6 separate regions of the Mus musculus genome follow, and regions 2, 3, 4, 5 and 6 are each linked to region 1. A link is a loop called in an ENCODE intact Hi-C map of the cell type or tissue named here. Cell type or tissue: heart. All regions are shown on one strand.

The links. Hi-C counts contacts between places; a loop is a spot of excess contacts. Peaks named below come from ENCODE experiments on the same cell type or tissue, not always from the same donor. Only the 100,000 strongest peaks of a DNase experiment are listed, where the experiment ranks them.
Region 2: a loop joins it to region 1, with 9 times the contacts of the local background. A loop is called at or near these places in 41 of 42 quality-filtered maps.
Region 3: a loop joins it to region 1, with 2.3 times the contacts of the local background. A loop is called at or near these places in 10 of 42 quality-filtered maps.
Region 4: it touches region 1 in a loop (2.4-fold over the local background); 7 of 42 quality-filtered maps call a loop at or near these places.
Region 5: it touches region 1 in a loop (4-fold over the local background); 41 of 42 quality-filtered maps call a loop at or near these places.
Region 6: a loop joins it to region 1, with 2.4 times the contacts of the local background. A loop is called at or near these places in 9 of 42 quality-filtered maps.

Annotation. Positions count from the first base shown.
Region 1 is chr15:66,674,748-66,678,747 of GRCm38, forward strand. Tg (thyroglobulin) reads left to right here. Exons shown (of 48, transcript NM_009375.2): 6 at 3,285-3,391. Among named protein-coding and RNA genes, the nearest start is that of Tg, 6.0 kb to the left of the region's middle. In heart, a CTCF peak has its summit at 2,000 (motif pointing right); DNase peaks (open chromatin) are centred at 974 and 3,374; H3K27ac peaks cover 1,707 bases.
Region 2 is chr15:66,898,229-66,902,228 of GRCm38, forward strand. All of the region lies in intron 1 of Ccn4 (cellular communication network factor 4), which reads left to right. Among named protein-coding and RNA genes, the nearest start is that of Ccn4, 8.9 kb to the left of the region's middle. In heart, CTCF peaks have their summits at 1,656 (motif pointing left) and 1,856; a DNase peak (open chromatin) is centred at 1,643; H3K27ac peaks cover 1,390 bases.
Region 3 is chr15:66,727,680-66,731,679 of GRCm38, forward strand. It overlaps Tg (thyroglobulin), which reads left to right. Exons shown (of 48, transcript NM_009375.2): 27 at 1,837-2,004. Among named protein-coding and RNA genes, the nearest start is that of Tg, 59 kb to the left of the region's middle. In heart, a CTCF peak has its summit at 2,482 (motif pointing right); no DNase peak of the experiment used is centred here; H3K27ac peaks cover 2,903 bases.
Region 4 is chr15:68,237,556-68,241,555 of GRCm38, forward strand. The region is part of intron 1 of Zfat (zinc finger and AT hook domain containing); the gene reads right to left. Among named protein-coding and RNA genes, the nearest start is that of Zfat, 19 kb to the right of the region's middle. In heart, CTCF peaks have their summits at 19 (motif pointing left) and 1,769 (motif pointing left); no DNase peak of the experiment used is centred here.
Region 5 is chr15:67,097,238-67,101,237 of GRCm38, forward strand. No RefSeq gene overlaps it. Among named protein-coding and RNA genes, the nearest start is that of Gm31342, 60 kb to the left of the region's middle. In heart, a CTCF peak has its summit at 1,803 (motif pointing left); a DNase peak (open chromatin) is centred at 1,814; H3K27ac peaks cover 217 bases.
Region 6 is chr15:67,432,090-67,436,089 of GRCm38, forward strand. No RefSeq gene overlaps it. Among named protein-coding and RNA genes, the nearest start is that of 1700012I11Rik, 210 kb to the left of the region's middle. In heart, a CTCF peak has its summit at 2,415 (motif pointing left); no DNase peak of the experiment used is centred here.

The DNA.
Region 1 (4,000 bases):
CTTCCTCCAACAAGGCCACTTCTCCTAATCCTTTAATAATGCCATTCCCTGGTGATCAAATCTATGAGCCTATGGGAGCCATTCTCTCTCAAACCACCACATAAGTGTACTCTGTGCCTCACCAGCCCATCAAGCAATGAAAACACGAGAGTGCAGAGAACTACATATCTGGGTATTGGCTGTGTTGTTCTCCATCCTAGCAGAGAGCTGAGGAGAAAAGTGACCACTCATCAAACAGGGAGAACAGCTGATTAAAAGTAATATACCATAAACATTTGTATAGCTGCTCAAATAAGGCACCAAAGCTGGATAAGTTGCCTTGAACAGGGTTCCAAAGTCTGTCATACTAATCCAAACCAAATGGGCAGTGCAAGGGTAGAATTTAGTTATTTTTTAAAAAGGTAGCAAAAAGGTTTTTTATATGTACACACATGTGATCCTATGATCAGATGAACATGTGATCCTATGATCAGATGAACATGTGATCCTATGATCAGATGAACATGTGATCCTATGATCAGATGAGTACGCTAGGTCTGGGTAAAACCAAAAGCAGAGATTAATGTGAAGGACAGCGCAGTTGTTGAGGGCCACTTGGAGATAGGGGCTGCAGTGGAAGAGTGGACAGAAAGAGAATCCTGTCAAAGGGGAAAGAACCTATTAAAAAGCATGGTGTGATGATATGCATGCACTTCTGTAAGTTCAATATTGTGTGCATTTTTTAAGGACTTTACTGTTTAAATAACAAATATAAAAGAAATATCTATATACTTTGACCCAAAATGATATTTGGCTACCCTAGAGTACCCAATGATTGTGAAGGGCCATGCAGCCTTTAAATGACATTAGATCATTTTGGAGAGAGAGACGGGGGGGGGGGAGAGAGAGAGAGAGCGAGAGAGTGAGAGAGCACTAGCTTGTATGAACACTGCTGTGGATTCTTTGGGAGAACCTGAGCCTCCATGTGGCTGCCTTCCAGAACAGCCAGTTTCTGAGTGAGAAAGAATGTTCCCATGTGTTGTGCCAGAAGGGTCACAGACCATGCCCCAAGTGCTGGTCCCACAGACAAACTTGATCTGAGTTGCATAATACCTTAGAAGCCTGGCGTTTTCATTAGATCATATCCTGAAAGGTTTTCACAGAGCTCAGTATCAGTGATCTCATACATTCAACCTAAACACAAAATGCAGAGTATGGCTATAAATACTGAGGCTAGAGGTGTATGAATTTGTTTATGTGGTCAAGAAGCCAGTCTTTAGCTACCTGCTTTGTACCAAACCCTCCTGTGTCCTAGGTCCCTGGGAGTTTGGCTATCCCACTCCTGCCAATTTTGTCTGTTCCCAGTACAATCCTGCCCCATAGCCTTTGCCTCTGCCACCTGCAGTCTTCATCTGCCACTACTTTGCAAGGTGACCTGGTCATTTATCTTCCCAGAGCCTCTTCAGTGTTCTCTGCTGGGAAATGGAAGTTTGTGCTCTATTTACTAGGCCAAGATTAAGCTCTCCTGAGACTTCACTTATGAAACCACTGAGAATATGTATCATCCCAACGTGATCATCTGCAAGGAATTCTCGTGCTTCACCCAGTTTTAGAACATGTAGGTTAGATTCCCCCCACCACCTGGCGACTACAGATTAACTTAACTGGGAGCACGGACCATCAGGCAGCCCGAATCACCAAATGCTCCTCTACTCTGTGCAATCCAGGCATCTTCAGTTCACATCCAACTGAATGCTAACTGTATCCAAGGAGTTTTAGAGATTTCAGCTTTAATACAGACATAATTAGAAAGTGTAGTTTGGAAGACTTTAAAGAGCTCACCCTGGGAAGCATGGTAGGCTTTAGAGGTGTCTAAAAAATTGTTGCTTGTTTGTTTCATTTGATTCATTTCTCTTTTCACACAGCATAAGGCACAGAGTCTTCCACACCCTAAGTTTACAACCCCAGTTTAGAGATTTGATGGATGCATCAAAGACCTTTACAGGGGGGCAAATTGAGATTGAGGCTCAGTTCACAGTTAATGCCACAAGAGGGCAGTCTAGTTAAATAAATGTTGAGAATCAAGTATTCATTGCTAATGCAAACAAAAGCACTCAATTCTGAAATAGGATCCCAATCTCTCTCTCTCTCTCTCTCTCTCTCTCTCTCTCTCTCTCTCTCTCTCTCTCTCTCTCTCTCTCTCTCTCTCTCATCTTTGAACAAATTCTGCCCTAGAAAGGTCATGGGAACGATTGGGTGGTTGATTATCAAAAGCCCAGGGGTAATCAGGAATTTTCTGTTACTATGTAGATCTGGCTGCCCCAGGTCCAGTGACTCCTTTGAACCAGTGGAAGGAGCTGTGAAATGCACATGGAATAGGTCCAGATTACCCAGGTTGACAGATATAGTACGGGACAGCCGGTTGCAGCTGGGCTTCAGCTGCGCAATTTTGTTCTGTATGTCCTTGACATTGCCTCAAATATTTGAAGGCCTGGATGTAGAGTGAGGATTCGCGTTGGTAGGGCATTGCATAAACACCACCAGATGCCTGCACTTTAGAAAGGGTTACCTGGGCTAGGAAAGGGCAGCGTGGGTCGTGGGGTTGCACCCTGAGTTCCAAGTTCTGAGGGAGATGACAGTGGCTCCACATAGAGGAGGGGATAGCACTTAGGAGGTGGAGCTGTATTGGAGGCATGTCTATCACACAGAACTTTGGAATGTGGAGAAGAAATGTCTAGAAGAGCAGAAGAGTAGAGTCAGGGATGACTCCTTTCCGAGTAGATGGTTGAAAATGTACTTGGGAGGGAAAGCTTTGCAGACTTATTTCCAGGGGTCTTAGAGATCCGGGGACCCAGGGGCAGTCAGTCCTTCCCAATCCCCTGTGAGGTCTTAATATGCAGTGCGATGATTTGTGCTATCTGCAGACTGGCTTTATAGACCAGGCTGGCCTCAAACTCACAGAATTCCGCCTCTGCCTCTGCCTCCACTTAAGGTGTGTGCCACCACTGCCTAGAGAACTTTTAAAAATTATATAGCCCCTATATGTGGGGACAAGACAGATGTTTTCGTTTCTACTTTTGCTTATGATAGCACTAATTTCCACACAAATCCACAGCCTGCAATAACGGACAAGCAATATGGCTAGTTGGTAGGTGACAGCTAAGCATGGTCTAGCCTTGCTTTGGCTAAGTAAAACCAGAGCTGGAAAGAGCTGAACATGCAGCTGAGGACTCTGCTACACTGGCTTCAATTGAAGATGACTTGTATTTTATGAAACAGTGACCACGCATCTTCCTCTCTGACAGGTTTCCAGATGCATTTGTGACCTTCAGTTCCTTCCGGGGCAGGTTCCCTGAAGTGTCTGGGTACTGTTACTGTGCTGACAGCCAGGGGCGGGAGCTGGCTGAGACAGGTAATCAGCCACACTTCTGGCAATGTGAAGGGATCAAGTGTTATTCTTTGACTCTGGTGCCTAAGGCAGAAACTGCACTGGAGTTCTACATCCTTGCTAGGTTGCTATGGGTGTGAAAGAAGACACAGCTTAGCCAGCTTTCATCTGCTGCACACTGTTGAAGCTTCTGCTTGCTTGTATGGTGCCGTTGCCGGCTGAAAGAGGTGCCCACCTTGCTATGTGGCAAGTGGAAGACAGGTCATGCCATCAGACTCATTCTCTAGGTAGCTTTCATCTGTGCTGTCAGACCAGCACAGCTACGACAGCAGCGACTTTAGGAACTACTAGAGTATTATTCCAGGCATATCCAACCTATGGCCCAGGGGCTGCATCTAGCTTAGCAAAAGATATGACCCTACAAAAATCACAAACATATTTAACATGTTGTTGCTGTTTGCATTGTTATTATATGTGTTGCATGAACTTTGTAGGTGATGACAATTTGTAATGTCTAAAGAATGGCTATGGCTGGACCCATTGCATAATGCTGCTTATGTAGATTCTGACCTTTGACATCTGTCAGCTCAGCTAGGTTAGAGCTTTATTTCCTGAGGAGCCAATCCCTGAAAT
Region 2 (4,000 bases), 220 kb after region 1:
ACAGCAACTCGTTGTGTTGCCATCATAATTGTATGTAGGTTGCAGTTTCTAGAACTCTCTCCCATTTCACAGACACATTAAGAATCTCTGTGAAAACACTGGGTGCCTACGAGTTCCTACATTTCTGTGTGTGCGCTTGTGCGTGCATGTGCATGTACGTGTGTACGTGTGTATGTGTGTGAGTGTGTGTGTGTGTGTGTGTGTGTGTGTGTGTGTACATGTGTCTAGACAACAAAAAAGTAACAAGGTCAACAAAGTACAGGTGATGATGAAGGCTGGTCATGGAGGGGACGGTGTCATTGTTTCAACCTTAGGAGATTCAAAATCTCATTTGAATATTTGTCTCACAATCATTATATTTCAAGTTTATATATGTTAAGTTACATATATAAACTTGTAAGCACAATATAAGTTAATGTAAGCACATATAATTTAATTATATCATGAGTTGTATATATATTCATTATAAAATATGTAATTATACATAATATAGTATATGTTATATGTTATGTAATGTACATTATTGGTAGGCATAGAAAGAAATATGAAGAATGACAGTGAATTATTATAATATTAGTATTATTATTTTGGATTTTTCAAAGTAGAGTTTCTTTGTATAGCCCTGGCTGACCTGGTACTACTCTGTAGACCAGGCTGGCCTCCATCTCAGAGATCCACCTGCCTCTGCCTCCCAAGTACTAAGATTAAGCTCATTACCCTGCCTTATTGTGGTTTTATTAAAATTCTCTGAAAGTACTGAAACCATTTTTACCCTACATAGAAACCCTGAGATGGGTGTAGCCAGGATGTGGCTGCTATAACTCCAGCCCTTGGTCTTTTTCACACTCTCGTCTCCTTAGGAGGAAGGGCCTAGAGCTGGTACCAATCATGTACCGTTGTACCTGGAGGTTAGTAGAGGCTCTAAGTGCACTGTCCTTTCCCTTTGAGATGGCATGCTGATAGCCCAGAACTCATGATCCTTCTGTCTCTGCCTCTCGGGGGCTAGGATCACAGTCCTGTCTACCCTGTCTTGCCTCTTTGTACATTGGAGGAATGATTAAATTAGTGCTTATCGTTTGGAAAGATCCTCAACTCTTGCCCCTTTTATCCTCTCCATACAAAATTGCCTTGTCCAGCCAGTGACTCCCCAAATGCAGTAAAATGGATGGGTAGAAAACTGCAGTCTTCCACGGCCCTTGTTCTTACCCTCTAGCCAGCTAGAGTGAAAATTCGGGGCAACTTCACTCCCTGAAAATCCTCTTGAACAAAGCCTGGGGGAGGGGGGAATCCAATGCTGTGTTGTAAAGTGAAAGGGTCTCCCACGCATGCCTGGCCCAGGTCTGCAAGGCTGAGAGCTAAGATCCTCCCATACAGTAGTCTAGGGGACCTGGTGTCCTGAAGTTCCCAGGAGGCACTGAAAAAGTGGCACCTTCCCTGGCATGGTCCTTTGGACCAGAAATATGGCAGCAAAACAGTGGGACCCCTAGGTTCCTGTGGTGCAAGCCACTGCCTGGGCCCAGACCTACCCTATCTCCTATCTCCCACAGAGCCTCTCTTTTCAGCAGCTGCTTCTAGGCCCAGAGACTCCTCAGCATCCCCAGACATTAGGGGGTGATCTACCATTTCTGCCTCGACACTGACCTCTGGTGGAGCATCTAAGCACAGTCGCCCAAAGGCTTCAGCCAGGCTTTCCCCACCCACACCACTCACTACTGTTCCCTGAGCATTGCCCAAGTCTGTTCTCACACCTGTGGGCACTCAGGTGATTTCCCCTTTCTGGAGTTCTAGATCCAGCCATTCTCTCCTCTTCCGGGGCCCTTTGGAATTAGGGATCATCTCTGTTGTGATGCAATCCTGCAGTGGCCCATGCTTTGCCTCTTAAGGGACAAGGTACCTGGTAGAGACGTAGTGTGTAGGTATGGTGGGAAGATGGGAGAATAAATAAATGAACATGGGTGGATGAGGGTATGTATGGTGCAGCTAGCAATGACAACCACTGTGGAGGGACCCCAGAGTCAGAAGGACTGGTGGGCACTTAGACCAACATGTTGCTTCAGCTCTGAGTCTTTGTTTCTTCCACTGGGTATGGAAATAACACTAGTGCCTCTCATTAGGTTGATGACGGGCCACTGCCACCCTTTCTAAAATGAGGATGAGAGTTCTGATAGAACTACAGTCCCCATTGCCCAGCCCTGGCAGTGGTAAGGGTGTCACATGAGATCCCCCCACTTCCCTGTGTCCTCTCGACACTCATGCCCTGAGAAAAGAGACTAGCATGTCACCCATCACTGGGTGACCTAAAGGGTTCTCTCCACCCAGGCAAGGTCCTCTATTCTGATCCTATGTTCCTAGTGAGTACCTTTTTTAAAATGGTGTGATCGTACTGTGTGAAGCCCCAAGGATCACTTAGTTTCTGGGTTCATCTAGAGCGCTGGACCATGCTGTCCCACCCTTAGCCACTGCTCACCTGTAAACAGCATATTACAGATGCGTATGCAGGCTTTCCCATGGCACTGGTACAAACGCATATGCAGGCTTTCCCACAATGCTGCTACAAGCATTTATGAGCTTCCCTACAGTGATAGACTTTTCTTCTCAATTTCAATCAGCTTTAGCATTCCTGTAAGTTTGACAGCAGGGATCAAAAAATACTTTACCCTGCTTACCCATATTGTTCCTTTTGTCCAGAAGTATGGGAATCTTAGGGACATTGCTAGCAAGCTATGCCTTTCTTTTTCTCTGTTTTCAGGTACTTTAACAAACTCTCAAGGGCTAAGATGAATTTCAAATCATCACTTAACAGCATTTTGCCCTGAGGGGTGAAAGAAAGATATGTCCCAAAGCCATGTCTGGTAGCTCTCTGTAGGACACTTGGAGGTACTTCATACTAGGCGTAAAGAATGTTAAAGCAGAAAGATGACCCGAGGCTCTGTTCTGACCCTGTCCTCCATCCAGTGTTCTCAAGTCATTGTTCCTACCCTCTTAAGAATCACAAGCACTACAGGCCGACTCGTGCCTGTCTAGAAGAATCCAGAGTCCAAGTGTGATCAGGGCCTCTGTGTTGATGGTTGCTGCCTTCAGAACTATCTAGAAGAGCCTTGATGCCCTGTATCCCCTCCAGCAGCCTATGAATGGCTCTCTGGAGACAACGCTGGGCATCAGTGTACTAGGACTGTCAAGGTGATTCTGGTGGGGAAGAAAATCCAGGGAGTTCTGCTGGGCTGTGCTTCTAACGATTCCTGAGCAGGGATTGAAGGTCTCAGAGTGAGCAGAGACAGACAGGCAGGCCTGCAGCCATGTAGCTGGGCAGGCCAGCTCTCACTGAGCGTGTGCTGTGCATGCGGTTTGGGAGGCATCTTGGGCACGCCACTCTCTTCTTGTCATCCTGTTAACACTGTGGCATCTGCAGAATTCAGTGCCAGAAGCACATTGTAAAAGGAGTTTTATGTGAACCACGTCAATTTGGAAGGACCAAGGAGCTTTTATTCTTATTTCTCTTTTCCTTTCTCAGTCCTTCCTACTCAGCCTTCTCCTTACTTGATGGTTTATTTTTCTCTTTTCTTCCTTCTTAAGGATACTACAGGGTCCCAGGGTACTGTGTCTGCACAGATGCATCTGTCTAGTTTGGGGTAGGCGCATTGACTGCTTGTGTTGTGACAGCCAGGGCTCTCTTAGAAGAGGGCAGGGATCCTGTAGGGACAGAAAGGACAGAATCCCAAGAAAAGTATGGGTGCAGAAAAGGGCTTGTAATGCTCTAAGACAATGTTCCTCCCAAGCAAGGTGCTTCTGGGAAATTCTATGTCACCTTAAAGTGCACACGGGGCTGCTCCTCCCTTTGAGTCACCAGGAAATTCCTCCCATCCTCTCAGTGCACCCAGGGCCCTGCTCCCAGATCTTGTGAGGCTAAGCTTTGCCAGCTATTGGGCTTGCCTGCATGCCTGTTGCTTCCACGGGGATGTCTACAGACTTACAATTTGTATTCTGAGTCCAAGGTTCACCA
Region 3 (4,000 bases), 53 kb after region 1:
GTTGTTTTTATTGAAACACTATCTTTCTTATCCTGTTAGAATTTACTATGTACCCAAGGATGGCTTTAAACTTGTAACCTTCCTCTTTCTGCCTCTTCAGTGCTATTATTATAGACATGTTCCATCATGCCAGGTTTATGTGGTATTAGGGATTGAACCTGGGCTTTATGTATGCAAAGCAAGCACTGTACCAATGAAGCTACATCCTCTACCCCAGAATGAGATTGTTTAGTTAAAAGATGGTTAGAACAACTTGATTCTTAATCATCCTTTTGGTTTCAGCCGTATACAGTGTGGGTTCCTATTAGTATTTAGATGGGCAAATTATCAACTGTCCCTCGCTTGTGCATCAACACATGTCTTTCTCCATACCCAAGTTTAGAAAGTCTGTCTTCAGAGACAGGATGCCTCCTTGAACTAAACATATATTCTGCGGGCGCGACTGTTTCTCCAGATGCTGTGTTACTCAGCAGACCATGTGATGCTTCCATGGAAACACTGACTTCATTTTCCCTGGGATCATATATGAAGGATCATTTTGTTCCATGGGGGCAGTGAGCCTTCCAAGCCCTTCTTTCCACAACACTGTGGTTGGCAGCCTGCTTTCTATTCCTTCCAAGTCTAACTTGTCATCAGTGAATTGCCCAGCACTTACCCACCCCTACCCTCACATGCAGTGTCAGAATTTGGGCCCTTGTGACATGGCTAAAAACATCTGGCTGTCCTTCCCAACTCATCTGGTACAGGGGGTAGTTAGGAGTTTTAATTCAGGGGGCTTTGGCTGGACTTGCTGAGATCTGGGGACAAAATCCTGTTACACCCTTTATTTACCACAGCATTCAAAACCTTTAGTTTCTTTAAAATTCCTCCTTTCCCTTACCCCTCCTAGCCATCCCTCACAAAAGCTGCAGCTGCCTCTAGCCTCCTCTGACTACCTTCCTCTAAATCCCAATGGATGGGTTATATTTTCAATGAGGAGTAGTTAGTGATAACTCCTGAGGGTCCAAACCTGCATTGTAGTGGAGGCTACTGGAAAGAGGGACTCTAAGGAACTCCCATGCCTTAAGGTTTACATAAGTGTCACTGAAACTAAAGGATGTGATTAGCAAGTAACTGGTCCCTATCTTAGAAACATGAGGAAAATGTGTGGCTTCTTATCTGGGGGTCAGGGTCAAGGGCACCAATTCTGAATTAAATATGTTACTATTCCCCCCTCTCTCCCTACTTCCCTCCTTCTCTCCCTCCCCTCCTGCCTGGTTTTTCCTTTCCCCCTTACACTCTTGATCACTTTTTCTCTCACATAAACCATGGTGCTCAGACTTCTTTTGAGCTCCCACATTTTTATTGTACCCAGACTGCTCTGCGGTTCTACAGCCAGCTCAATCTGCTCCTCAACGCAGCGGCTGCTGCCTCCACCCTTTCACTATTGCTCAGACACTAGAAAAACCCACTTCTCCTTTTGTAGTGTCTCAGTCTCACAGTCCGTGATATGAGGATATCTAATGAGGCCTGGACTCTTGAGCCAGGCTGTACTGCAGAGTCTTCTGTGTGCTCATTGTGGACATTAACTCCCCAATAGCATCTCAACCCTCATGTGACAACATGACAAAGTCCACAGCTGGTGCCAGCAACTGAACATGTCCACAATCCTCCCTGTGTAGTACATTAGTGCCACATAAGAGGACGGCTAAGGCTATCTTTGAAAAGTGAGTTGAAAGCAGGCTTTGGTGCCCCAGTGTCCCTGTCCCATCCTCAGGCAGCCCAGGCTCTCAGAGTAAAGGACAGCTGTGCATGGCCCTCATGGTTTCCCTCACACTGGCCTATTCCCTTTGGCAGGGCCCACCATCTGTGGACTTCTCAGTTCTCCTGACATTCTGCTTTGCCACATCAATGACTGGAGGGATACCTCTGCTACTCAGGCCAATGCTACATGTGCTGGGGTGACATATGACCAGGGGAGCCGCCAGATGACCTTGAGTCTGGGAGGCCAAGAGTTCCTGCAGGGTAAGTAAGCCTCTATATTTCACCATGCTTCTAAGTTCCTCTTCCCACCAGTGAGGGCTCTGTTAACTTCTTAGATGCAGGTCTACATCCTGAGAGCTTGTACCCCTATTCAGCTTCAAAATTACCAGGTACAGATACATCCTCATCACACTGACCTCACCCTCCAGGCTCCGCAGGTTCCATTTATAGTATAGAAGGAAATGGCACCCATGAAGCTGCACAGGAAGCTAATGGCATGCATATATGTATATGTATATATATATATATATATATATATATATATATATATATATGTCTATCATCAAAACATTAAGTTGATTTATTTGATTTAGCTTTCAAAGCTTCAGCTAGCTGGGTCCAAGGTCCCTTAGGACTCTAACATGTCCAGCTGCTGGTCCATTATCCTTGGGCCAACTGGGGCTGGTCCTGCTCCGGCTGGTTTCCTCCTCACTGGGAATGAGTGTACTCTTTTCCAGCAGGTGGCAGAGGCAGGACAGAATAAGGAAGAAGTGCAAGGCTTCTGAAAGTCTATAGACACTCATCTCTGCCTCATTTTTTTGGTGCATAAATAAACCGCATGGGGAAACCAGAAGCCAAAAGACAGGAAATACTGTTCCATTAGTAGGAGGCATTGCAAAGTCTCATGTAAAATGCCTGCAGAGAAGTAAGGGTGGAAGACTATTGCAAGCGACCCTGGCTGTTCCCCTGGGAAGTTAATGCACCCCCTCTTCTAACCACAGGGGTACAGGGACAGGCCTGTTAGAGATGATGGTGATGTACAGCAGGCAGAGAGAACTGCAGAGCCCGAGAGCAGGCCTGCCCTTCAGCTCACAGAGAAGGGTACTGAGTTTCCAAGGCCTCTGACCTCCCTGTGACAGTCAGGCCTCCTTTTTGCCTTCTTTCCGGCCTACCCCTCTTAGCATGCTCAGTAAAGAGGACAGGCTTTCCTTTCTGTCCTAAGATGCCATTGGCCAGGCCAGTGCTGTTCACAAGGTTAGCCACACTGGGGCCAGTATCGCCCACAACTGGTAAGACATGCTACGTCTCAGGCCACCATGCCCAATAGGACCAGGAATCTGTGTTCTGAGAAGCAGTTCCAATAATTCTTAAACCAGTTGCCTGCTAGGTTGGAAGAGAGGATAGCAATATCGGTTGTCATAGAAACAAAATACCTCCTAGGACTGTTAGGTCAGATAGCACCAAGGCTGAGACCTGCACCTACACAGTGATTCAAGGACAAGGGATGCACTGTCATTGTAATCATTCTCATCTTACAGCTGATGGGAAACAGGCACACAGGAGTTAGGTCACTCCTAAGGAGGCACCTGGGCCTAAAACCAGGCTCTGGAAGTCTTAGCCACTCTCGTACTCTCAGATATGCAGAGAGAATTTTGGATGATATTGTATTATTTTTAAAAAACTCCTGCTGATACCCAGAGCAATATAGTATGCATGTTATTCTTTGAAGAATTATATATGCCTTACTAAATTTTGGACTAGTGACAGAGAGTTTAAAATCTAGTGTAGAAAACACATAGGCAATCTGCGTGGCACACCCAACCAAAGCCTGGAAATACACTGCAGAATCTGGCAGAATTCCAGGGAGCTGAAGTAGCTTCTTTTGGTGGTAAACAGAATCAAACAGCTTATTTATGGGATGGCTGCCTCACAGATGGTCTTCATTATTCTGAGAGGCACGCAGGGTGAAAACAGGCATTTCAGGAAAGACGTGATAAGTTGGCAGCAGTAAGTCACTGAACTGCTTATGCTGAGCGTGTGCTTGCTGTGTGTGTTCAAGGAATGTGCCCTGGCTTGGCCTCCCTGCAACGGAGTCACAACGAAAGGCCTTTGAAGGATTTAGGCCTTTCATCTGCTCATCTGGCTCATCTGTTCCTCTGTGTGTGTGTGTGTGTGTGTGTGTGTGTGTGTGTGTGTGTGTGTGTCTGTGTGTGTGTGTCTGTGTGTGTCTGTGTGTGTGTGTGTCTGTGTGTGTGTG
Region 4 (4,000 bases), 1.6 Mb after region 1:
ATGCCCTCTACTGGTGTATCTAAAGACAGCTACAGTGTACTCACATACAAATATAAATAATTCTGAGAAAAAAAAAAGAACCTCTGCATACTGATGGCAACTTCTAACTTCCCTATGCACTTGCACAGGCAAGTGTACAAGCACAAACATATGTGAACACAGATACGCATACATATGTACATACATACAGGCACATCCAGACACACATGTGCACATACACACATATACAACACAAATATACACACATATACAAACACATACATACATACATATATCCATACATACACAAATGTGCAAATCACATGCAAGCACACATACAGAAATATACATACATACAAAGAAATACATATACACGCAAACACACATCTATACACATATACACATCCATGTACACATACAGAAACGCATGCATACATACACATACATACACACTTGAGTTGGTGTCTGAGGAGATGGACAATGAAACAAAACAACAGTGTGTTTCCTGAGGTGGACGTCAACGTCCCTAACAGCTCTGCATTCCTAGAAGTGCTGGGCACCAGACTGACAAAGGCGTTTAGACCAAGTTCAGTTCTGAACGCAGTGACAAATCAAAGGATGTAAACGTTGCCCTGGTGGAAGAGAGCTAGGTGGAGCTCCATAAGGGTCTTTTCCTGTCTTTCTCTCACAGGGACAGGCAAGACTGATAAGAGGACCCAAATGGAAAAAGGAGGAGACTGATTTCCCAGTTGCAAAGTCAACTCAGCTTTGGATTAAATGAGAAAATATACTTCAGACATACAACGTATGTGTATCACAAGTAGACACTCTGGGCATGGTAAGTGCAGACTGCCTAGCCTCCAGGCGGCAGATTCCAGTGCTGCAATGTGTAGGCCAGGTCAGTGTTGACCTAAGTGAGTAGAGGACTCAGGTGAATAGACAGCCAGATGACTAGAAGACCTGGGGAAGTAGAGGACTTGGGTAGGTAGAAGACCTACCTACCCAGAGTTCAGTGTTTTACAACTGTCCATGTACCTTCCACAAGAACAATGCATCAAGATTCCACAGCCCGAGTGCCATCCCAACCTTCCCTGCCAGCCTGGCTGCAGAATAAGATCTATGCTACCTCCAACAGTAAATAATATCCACATACTGCTTCACATCGGTGACTAACTTCATCATCACTGATGTCCTGGGAAGTAGCCAAATTGGTGGTGCTATCACCACCACCACCATCATCACCATCATTATCACCCTCATGACAATCAATACTAGCAGCTGCAGCAGCAATATCACCATCATCCCCACTATCACCATAATCATCGCCACCATCACCATCCCCACTTACAGAAGAGAAGCCTGGGGCTGAGAGGTGTTAACCAGCTGCCAAGGATCTCCCATCGAAATAATAACACCACCAAAGCTTCAACAAAGCCTTCCAAGTTGCCTGCCACATCAGCCGACCTGTGGTGTCAGCGTGCTCTTCTCATAGTGGGTGCTGAGAGGAAATGTGAGTCTTGCTGTCCCCAACCTAACCAGCATTATAATCAAAGGAATAATTAGAACTTAGGAGAGACAGTAGACAGGAGCTGTGTTCCCTGTGTAGTACTACTTGCTAACAGGAAATAACTTGATGCGGATTTACCCTAATCATATATACTTACTAATCTCCGCCCACCACACAGCTTAGGGACAGCTCAAAACCAGGCAACAGTGAACCACCATTCCAGGTGGATAACTTTTCGCAAATATATGTGCTAACATCACCCTCTGGTGGTCATCTGTGGCAATACAACAAAATTTGAAACAAAGCTACCACACTGACTTTGCCAGATACTGTTCGACCTATGACCCTACTTATTAGCCTTCACATTTACCTCATCAAAGAGAGGCATTTGTGTCCACCTGACAATGAGAAGACTAGGCCATGGAAGGTATTACTGGGTCACTCAGCAGGTGGGCACACAGTAGGAACTCAATCCAAAGGCACAATCAAATCCACAGCCAGATGGACTTGTCCTGGCAGGGCAGCGCAGGGGCACCTGGTCAACCCTGGCAGGTGAGTCAGGCCAGAGTCAACTCTGAACAGACTTTCCTCATAACCAGTCACTGCCTGGCCTATTCTTAATCGGCCTGAAGGCTATAAAGCACCATTCTGCAGAGCAGCAATAATGCTAAGCAGGAAGTTCAGCACTGGCGCCCATGTGCACTGATGTGAGGGATAGTGTGGGGGTTTGAATAAGAATGGTGCCCACAGGCTCAGATATTTGAGTGCTTAGGCAGCAGGATGGCACTATTTGAAAGATTGAGAAGGATTAAGAGGTGTGGCCTTGTTGAAGGGAGTTTGTCACTTGGGCTGGGCTTTGGGGTTTCAAAAGAACATGCCAGGCCAAGTTCTCTCTCTTCCTTCTGGATGTAGCTCTCATCTACTGCTCCAGGGCCTGCCTACATGCCACCATAATGATAATAGACTAAACCTATTGTAACAAAATTGTAAGCAAGAACCAGCTAAATGCTTTCTTTCATAAGAGTTGCCTTAGTCATGGTATCTTCCCAGCAATGGAACAGTGATTACTTCAGAAGGAAGATGAGCAAAGCCAGAAAGCCACTTGGGCACTTGGGAGCACTCTGCTGCCATCTGGGGCAGTACCCTTGCCCTCTCAAACAGGCAATGAAACTTCTGCTGCTTCTACTTTCAGCGTGGGAATCGTGGCAGAAACTTGCTGCTCAGGGGCATCAGGTGAGTTATGGGTCGTGGTCTCCACCATTTTCTGATGGACTGCACTATTGATTTCTGCATCGAAGCCTCATGATGCCATGTTCCCACAGGTCTGCTGGGTTCAGGGACCATTCCTGTCTCTGTTAGTGTTTGTCGTGTTTCCCATGGAAAGGGCCACATTTTCTTTTTTCAGTGATTACCCTATTCCGTGTAAATTTACTTCATTGCACAGGGCTCTCACTTTGAGAGTGCTTAAAAATAACTTTAAAATTTTCATGTCAAATTTTACCATGGAAGAAATGTGTATGCATAAAATTATAATGCCACTGTTGGCCCAGCCATAATTATAGCTGATATTGTACATTCCTCATTTTATTTTGTTAATTCAAATTCAGCAGAGAAACGCCTCTGGGATTTCTCCCTGGCATTTAATAAAGCCGTTAACTTTGTGAGCTGTAGAGGTTGGTGTGTGCATCAGCGTTTTCTGAGATGCCTGGTAATCCCACACATTAAAGGTGTGCATTTGTTGAGGCATCAACAGGACTGGGCTGGCATGGTACCTCGGGGGTTATCTGTGGGCAGGGGAGGCTGGTGTCTTGTCTGTCAAAGCTCGCCTTGCTTTGGCATGGTTTTCACAGGCTTTGGATATGGCTAACCAAAGACCAGCTTCTACTTCCAAGCATGTCCAACCAACAGCTTGAGCTAGTCATCGTTCAGATGAGAAATTAGACCTGAAGAGATTTAGAGACTTACATTTTATCTGCCACTGAAGAGATGGTAAGAGTCTCTCGTTTCTGTCTGAGTGACGTCCGTTCTGCTGTAGGGTAGTTTCTGGGCTACAGGCACTGAGGTGTACTGAGCCACATTCCCCTCTCTGAATACACAGAGACTCACCTTGGATGTAATAACTACACCTGCCACCACGGACCCTACAAGGATGTTAGGGAGGTTACTGAGGGAGCAATCAAGTAGGAGATGGAGACACTGCAGGTTAGCAAAGTCCTGATGCTGAAGACAGCAGGCAGCAGTTAGACCCTTAAGTCTAGCTGGCTAGCTAACACTACTGCCTGCTTCCTCACTTGCATGCTCAGTCCCCTGAGATACACACATGTAAAGCGTAAATGTTTGTGCAAATACATATCCATACACTCACACACACAGCAAAAATGCATGCATAGATATATGGGCAAATGAGACACATATGCATACATACATATGCACACACACTGGGGGGAAACAAAAGGCATATGCAATTCAGAAACTACTAGAACAAAACAGCATCAGGGATCACCAGGTAGAAAT
Region 5 (4,000 bases), 420 kb after region 1:
CATTTAGCTATTCCAGGGTACCGTGGCAGGAGAGGGGCAGACAGCGTAGGCTCAGAGTCTGAGTGCCTGGTTCCCATTGAGGTCCGCTGCTGCTGAGCTGAGCTGTGTGGCTCTGGGCAGTACGACTCATCTCTTGGAATGCTAGATTTGTGTAAAATGTGTATGTCAGTGAGGCTGCCTGTCCTGAGGCATGTGAGAAGCAGGTGAGGGGAACCCAGAGGCCTGGCTGGAATGTTTATGCTCTAAGTACAGGTTAACATCCATCCTATCTAGTATTATTGGCAACCAACATGATTCTGATACACCTGCCAACCAGGTACCTGGTACTTTGCTAGATGCTGGGCATTCAGAAGAAAAACCACGTTCAGTGTCTCTGCCTTTCTAGGACCTCTGAGAGTGGAATGGCATGGTTGGATGGAACCTTGAGATACAAACATCGTACTCAAGCCTTCCAGTGTGTACTTTAGGAACTAAAGTCAGCACACAGAAGCACCCACCCTGAAGTCCCTGGGAATGAGCATAGCTTGGATTTCTGGCCAATCTGCAATCTTTCCATTGTATTCTCCCTGATGTTCAAGCATCTCCACCAAGCCCTCTCTGCCTTTGCTTGCACACAACTGCAACTGGGGTGAGCAGCCTCATTCTCTATTCTCTGATGCTGGGCATCCTGTCCCCTGGGTTGCCTCTCTATAGCCCGTCCTACTGCTTGCATCTTTTAAGCCTTCTGATCAACCAGGGTTGACCAGAGCAGACCTGGTGAGCTGTCACGAATTGGCTCTAAGTCTAGGACAGGATCTCTGACATCAAGGAGAGATTTTGGCAGAGGTGGCCGGTTGCCCTCGAGGATTCTGGAACTTTTATCCCACCATTCATTTTCCCATTATGATGTTGTTTGGGCAATGAAACTCCTGCTGGTCAATGGACCTATATGGAAGTGGTGGGTATCAGATCTAACTGGAGACATTTGAGAGCTTATGAGGCATTACCAGTTTCCTGTACAGTGACCTTGAAGGCTATGTGCTGAAGGAGGTGAAGTTGGTAATAATGTCTTTCATGACTGGCTGGGTCACTACATGAAGGAAAGCACAAAATCCCTGAAACTGCTCCTAAAAGAAACTAGCCTTGTTCTCCATTAGTGGGACTTGAAGCTTATTTGTTTTTGCAGCATTAGCCTACTCTGGCCTGACAGATATACAATCAGCTCTGGTCTTTGTTCTTGGCTGAGGAGTTATGAACAGGGTGACCACAGGCATATAGCATTATAGTCATAGGTATGGTGCAGATACCACTGCCACCTCAGTCTCTTGGGAGAATTTCAGGAGGAACATAATACATGTTAGACACATAGAAAATCTCAGAAAATGGCTGGCACAATTTTTCATGTCTACCATGTCATTTAATACCCTCTTACAGATTAATAAACCATGATTCAGATCAAGCTCTCTCATAGGCATACAGTTCAGAAATAATAGATAACCAAGAACAAGTTTCAGGTCCTAGGTTTCCAGTGGACCTGGGTTTCATGTGAACCGTGGGAAGAGAACATTTATTATCCTGTCCACACTGGCTGGGGACTTTGGCTGTCCCCTTTTGGGCCTGTTTTCTTGACTGGTTTACTCAGGTGAGTGACAGAGACAGCGATCTTATTGGAAAGGTGTTGGGCTTGCTCGTGTCTATAGCAAAGTCCTCTAAAGGTCTGACTTTGTTCACAGGTGTGTGCCTTTTCAAAAGCTTCTGCTTTTCAGCTAAACAGACATGAGATCTTGACTAAGATGGCTCTGTTGCACCCTCTGGTGGCCACCACCCATGAACACTCCAGCTAGCACCGTTAAGCCAAGGACGGGGTCAGAAGAAACTGGGCAGCCATGGGCTGGTTTTGCTTTCCTGGCTCAAACCACTGTGTAGGGCTCATGTCTAGAATTCTTGTGCTAGGAACACCACCTAGAGTTCTCATCCCCCAGGTACCAAATGTCATGATCAGTGTTCAGGACACAGTGACCGAGACCTCACTTTTGATGTGTTTGCTAGCTCTACCCTCTGACGCACTACATGTCTGCCTGAGTCTGCTTCTTTTCCTCAAGATGCTATGCCTCATCAAATTAATACATATGAGGCCAAAAGCAATACTTTTTTTTTTATGAGCGTTACTGCTGTCTGGTTATCTGTTACCATGGCTTCCAACCTTCTCCTGGCAGAGTCCTATTCTTGCCCACAGCCATTTGCAGTACCCATTGCCCTTGATAGTCTTCTGTTAGATGAAGAATATACTAAGCCTGCATTTTCTCGTGGCACAAACTGTGGCATCCCTTTTACTCTATAGAGGTCCATCTATAGAGGATGCAGGCTTTGATCACCGATTCCAAGGACCCATGGGTACCCTTGTTCCAACCAGAGCTCCTCCTGCAGGGAAGAAACTCTTCATCCATGAGTAGACCCAGTCAACTTGAGCTTCTTGCTTGGGGCAATGCTTTCACAAAGCTAGTCCAAATGCTGGAAAGTATGGAGGAAGAGTGTGTCTCAGAGTCCAGAGGCAGCCAAGGAGGCCACGAGAGGAGGCTGCACCTAGGAGCTTAAGGCTGAGAAGCCCTTAGCCCATGGAACTTTCCATTTCAATAGTATTCATGGAACCCTGACTTGAGAGCTCAAAGAAGAAACCAAGATCTTTTGTTTTAGGTCTGCCATGGGCAAGGAATACACCTATGCTAAGTGGAAGAGGACCGGAGAGAAATGGCTTGACTCCCTGATTGTGGACCACACCTGCAGTGTCCAGAGCACCCACAGCCCTGACCTTTGTCACTTTCCCATCCTTTCTGTTGTCCAATGACACCATCCAGAAAAGGACTCCACCATCATTTTCCCCCATGAGAGATTCTGGCACTATCTTTGTGCTGTATGCAACCCAACTGCTTGGCCTCAATAGCCTGACCCCACCACTTGGCTGCCTGTGTTTCCCTGTGCTGGTGAACTGCAGGTGGGTCGATGTGGTTTGACTCAGCTTGTACAGTGGTCCTCCATGTCCCACTGCGTTCATGTATATCCCTGGGGACTGGTGGCCTCTCTAGCTCTTTCTTCTATTTCTTGCACAGTTGTCTCTCCTCAGATCACTCCTTCACCTATAGGCAGTTGTGATCCAGACTCACCTGATCAGGCTCTACTCCTGTGACAAAACATCTCAGACATAAATCCTAGACCTGCTTCAGGGACCAGTTGAAGTGATGGAGAAGCTAAATCAGCAAACAGTGGAAGTTAAGTATGTTCTCTTCTGCTATAGATTAGAGTGTAAGGCTTAGCATTGCAAGGAGCTATGGATGGTCCCTTTTGTCATCTTGACCATCTGAAGTGTTCATTTAGTTTCGTGTGTGTGTGTGTGTTTGTGTGTGTATTGTGTGTATGTATATGTGAGTGTGTGTGTGTGTGTGTGTGTGTGTATGTATTTGTGTATATGTGTGAGTGTGTATAGGAATGTGAGTGTGTGTATTGTGTGTATGTGTTTGGATATGTATATGTGTGCACATGTGTGTGTATATGTGCACATGTGTGTGTGTCTATGTGTGTGTGTGTCTGTCCACCTTAGTCTGCAGTACTGAAGCTGAAAGTTTGCAAGATTCTAGATGTGAGAACCAGCAACAGCCGGTCTCTGTGAGGTAACTGAGAACTAGGGCGACATAATTTAGTAATGCACGTGGCAGCGGATTCACTTTACCTTCTGGCTCGGGCCCTGGACAGTCCCCGTGTAGGACCTGAGGGGTGGGAAGTGAGGAGAAAGTCCTATGGTGGTAGGAGTACCTCAACCACATCCTCAGGGATACCCGTGGTGAGTACGAGAGGCTGAAGCAGAGGCCAATGCCTCCCCAGCAACCCCTGCTTAGCTCTCCCAGCGTGCGGGTGCTGGGCCTCTAAAGTCCACTACTATGTAGTAAGGGATGGGCCTCTGAGGACACAGTCATACCTGTGTATCAAGGGACTTGTGCTAGCTCTTTAATGATTTCAAAATCCACTG
Region 6 (4,000 bases), 760 kb after region 1:
TATTTCTTGAGAGGCTCAGCTCCTGGCTGATGCCTTTGAGGACATCATCTCATGTTGATGAGGTAAACCTCATCTTGTGTTGACCTATCTGACCATTGTGTGAATCTGCCAGGTGGTGCATCCACAGCTTGGCCAGGGTCTGTACAAAACAGACAATGATTAGTAACTGAACTGGAGCTGCAGCCAGAATCTACGGAGGAATTGGCTCTCAAAACATCCCATTATCATAGCCTGAGAGGTTATACCTAGTGATGAATGCATTTGCTAAGTAAACCATCATTGGTTCTAGAAAAGCGCTGTCTGCAGTCAAAGATGCTATGGGAAGGAGACCTCCTCAGTCATAGCTGCCACAAAGACTGAAGCCCAGGCACAAGGCTTTCACTCACTAGATGAGATGTGATAAACTGATTATGGTTTCTGTAGCCTTTTCTCCATGAAATGGGCACATGAGTCAGCAGAGATCTACATGTAGTTGGTGCTGGATACATAATTAAATGAAGCCACTGATTGCAACTTACCTGTGCCAGTATCCGGAACACTTATATTTTGAATAAACAAGTAGTGAATGAGTGGATGAATGAATGAATGAATGAGTGAGTGAGTGAGTGAGTGAGTGAGTGAGTGAGTGACTAGACAAGTTCTAACATAAGTAGGTTTGGTAGATCATGATTGTAATGTGGGACATTGAGATGGGAAGATCCTTAAGCGTTCTAGGCCAGATTGGGCTACATAATAAACTCCCAGGTCAACCTCAGCTTAAGAGTAACTATCTCCATGTGACATGGTCAGTCACCAATACAATGGTCAAGTACACGGTGAAGAGGTGAAAGAGAAAGACAAGAGGAGCTGTTTGTTCACTATGAAGAAAGACTAAAGTGGAGACACGAGAATAGTGAGAAACAGCCTGATGTGAGTATCCTGTCCTTGTTGCCAGAGGCCATGGTGATGTTCAGGCCCATGCTGCCACAGAGTATGGGTCCATGACTCTGCATCAGTAGAGGTCTGAGTTGATACTCATGGCCCATGTTACTTCTTAAAGCCATTGGAACCTCTCTGCTCTAGGCTGCTGCTTGGGGCCATGTGGATGTCCATAGATGCACAGAAGGAGACCCTCCTCTCACCTGGGCTGGAAAGCTGGCATTGGTGGTGCAAGTATAGAAGAGCAATTCAGCTACCACCCAGGCCCAGATCCAGGGCTTTGAGTTGGCCTATTCAGATATCGACTCCATCCATAAAATGCTGGAGCTCATGAAGGGACCAGTCCTGCAGAGCCAAAGCTGCAGGTTCTCCGTGACACAGGGTAACGACAGGATATCCAAGAGGAGTCTCAGTGAGGGTACAGTATTGATGATGTAGCAGAAGCCAGAGGCCTTGAAACAGACCAATGACCAATGCCTCATTGCAATGAACATTTTTGCGTGCCCGTGCGCATGTGTGTGTGTGTGTGTGTGTGTGTGTGTGTGTGTGTATTTCAGGTTCTTAATCACCTAAGCAGTATTGGTAAGGGTTCCATCTGATGGAATCAGTCAAATTAGATGTTGGCTTGTTACTCCCAGAAACTTTCTGCCACCATTGCCCTAACATATCTCATAGGCACAACAGTATTGTAGATCAAAGCACTTGTGGCTGGGTTTGTGTTTCTGTGTCTCTTTTGGTAGTGTACAGAGTACTACTGTACTGCAGCAAAGATGCCAGAACATAGGGATTAAGGCTGTGTGTTAGACACCAACTCAACTTCATGTTCCCCGAGTTGTATTGGTGTTGTCTTTAGCTGTCAGTTTGTGGAGAGCCAACTTCTCTTGGCAACAGCCTGGGTTGTGTGCAGGTTCTCATGGAAACCTTTTAACCAACAACTCAATTAGATGTAAGCCAATCATAGTACTGGGAGCTTCATTGAGTGACAGGAGATCTTCACTTGGGGGTCTCTCTCCCTGTTACTTGGATATTTTATTTACATTGTCTTCATATATGCACATATTTTAGGAGGCTTCTACTATAATAGGTTTCCCTTCAAATGGTCCCCCTGTCTTTCCCATAATCCCTCCTTTGTCTCCCTCTCTCCTCCCCCTCCCAAGTTGATTCTCTGGTTCCATCCTTCCCCCCTATCCATCCATAACCATTCCATTTCCCTTACCTAACAAGATCTACCCGTCCTCCATAGTCCCTTAAAAGAATGGAACTTTAAGATGTTTGTATAGGTAGTAAATTCTAGTCAGGCCTTGTTCTTTGAGACTCGGAGAGTCAGTGTATCTGCCCAAACCTCAAGCCAGGACTACAGAAGTAATATGTGCTTTGAATGGATGTGTGACTGACCTAATTGAGGAGGACAGTTAACATTCAGGTGTCAGCTTCCAACTTGTCCAAAGCCTCACTGTAGCCACTGGCCAGAGTGCCTGCTCTCTTGCGCCACCTACTGGACCTTGTGAAAAATCACTGTATAATTGCCAGTGCAAGGCCTGGTGCTAGGTAGTAAAAAGAAAAACCAAATTCCACAGAATGAGGACTCATGGTATCAAACAAAACCTTTAAGGTGAGTCTTCTCTTTTGTGTCAAAAGTGATGACTATTAGATGCATTAGGTGTTTACAAGCTACAGCACCAAACTCTACAAAACATGAGGTCAGCTTTTAAACAATAACTCTTCAGAAAAGATACCTAGCTTTTGGGATTTTTCTGTTTCGTCCTTCTGAAGGAATATCAAACCAACCCCAATGATTTTTTTTTAATTTTAGCTATTTTATGGTTATTCTTATTTATTAATTCTCAATCTGAGGGGAAAAGCAGTTTTGATCACAGTGTTCTGGACTAAAACTTAAAATGATATATTGCTTTAACCCTATATATGCATTCATGCACATATGCATGCATTTTAAATATACATATATACATCTTGATGTGATTTCCATGAGATTTGTGGAAGTTGACAGATAGCAAGACTGAAGAAAGGAATTTTGGTGCATGTGGAATCAGAGCATGAATGAGTCCAGCAGGGATAGGTGGGGTTCAAAGGGGACCACTGACCTCCATTCTGGCCACCTAGTCCACAAAACACATGGTGTGTTCATTTCTTCAAAAAGTATTTACTTTATTCCTAATGGACTCTGGAGAATAGTGACAGCTGCTCTCCTGCTTCACTTCCACTGGCTCTCGGCCCTGACTCTGAACTTACATTGCAAAGAAGTCCCTACTAGAATGCCTTTTGATCTTTCTAGTGATGCCCAAAGGCAGACATCTCTGACCTACCTGGTGACTAGTGGCCAACTCATATGGTCAGGAAAAAATGGAGCCTATGGTTAACCATAATGCCAAGTCTACTGTCACTAATATCACCCAAGTAATCCCTCCTTCAAAGTTCACAGTCACCATGAGTGTAGTTATAATGGTTGATGATGCAGGTCTGTTTCCACCCAGCAGATGATCTGCTGACACTGTGCACTCTTTGATCTTCCTCATAATTGCATATCCTGGACACTCTGCTATCTGATGAAAAAATATTCTGTTTGGCATGTGTTACTGTAGACCCCTGTCAATGTCCACTGAATAAATGAGTGACTATTAGTTACTAGGGAATTAGATAAGTGTAAATTAGTAAAAGAAATGGGTCACCTCCATGTTCACTAGTAAACAGTTTTGGCATGAAAATAAGAACTGAAATTCTAGGGGTGATAAGAAAATATAACTCCTTTGATTGTGTCTGAGATGCACAGTCTCATTATCATATATTTTATATCTTAATATAATTGATCACCTAATTGAATGCCTTTAAAAGTCATACTGTGTTTTTAAGTGCTTTTCTTATGCTTTTAGAAGGATTATAGATTATGAGAACAATGTCCTCAGGACATTTTCTTGAGGTCTCTGTATTCACCCTGTTATTTTTTTCTTCACTAGCATTTTTCTAATTTCATTTCTGTTGCTATGATACATTATACCAACAAAGAGCAACTCTTTTGGAAAAGGGTTTATTTTGGTTTACCCAGGTTATAGTTCTTTTTTTTTTT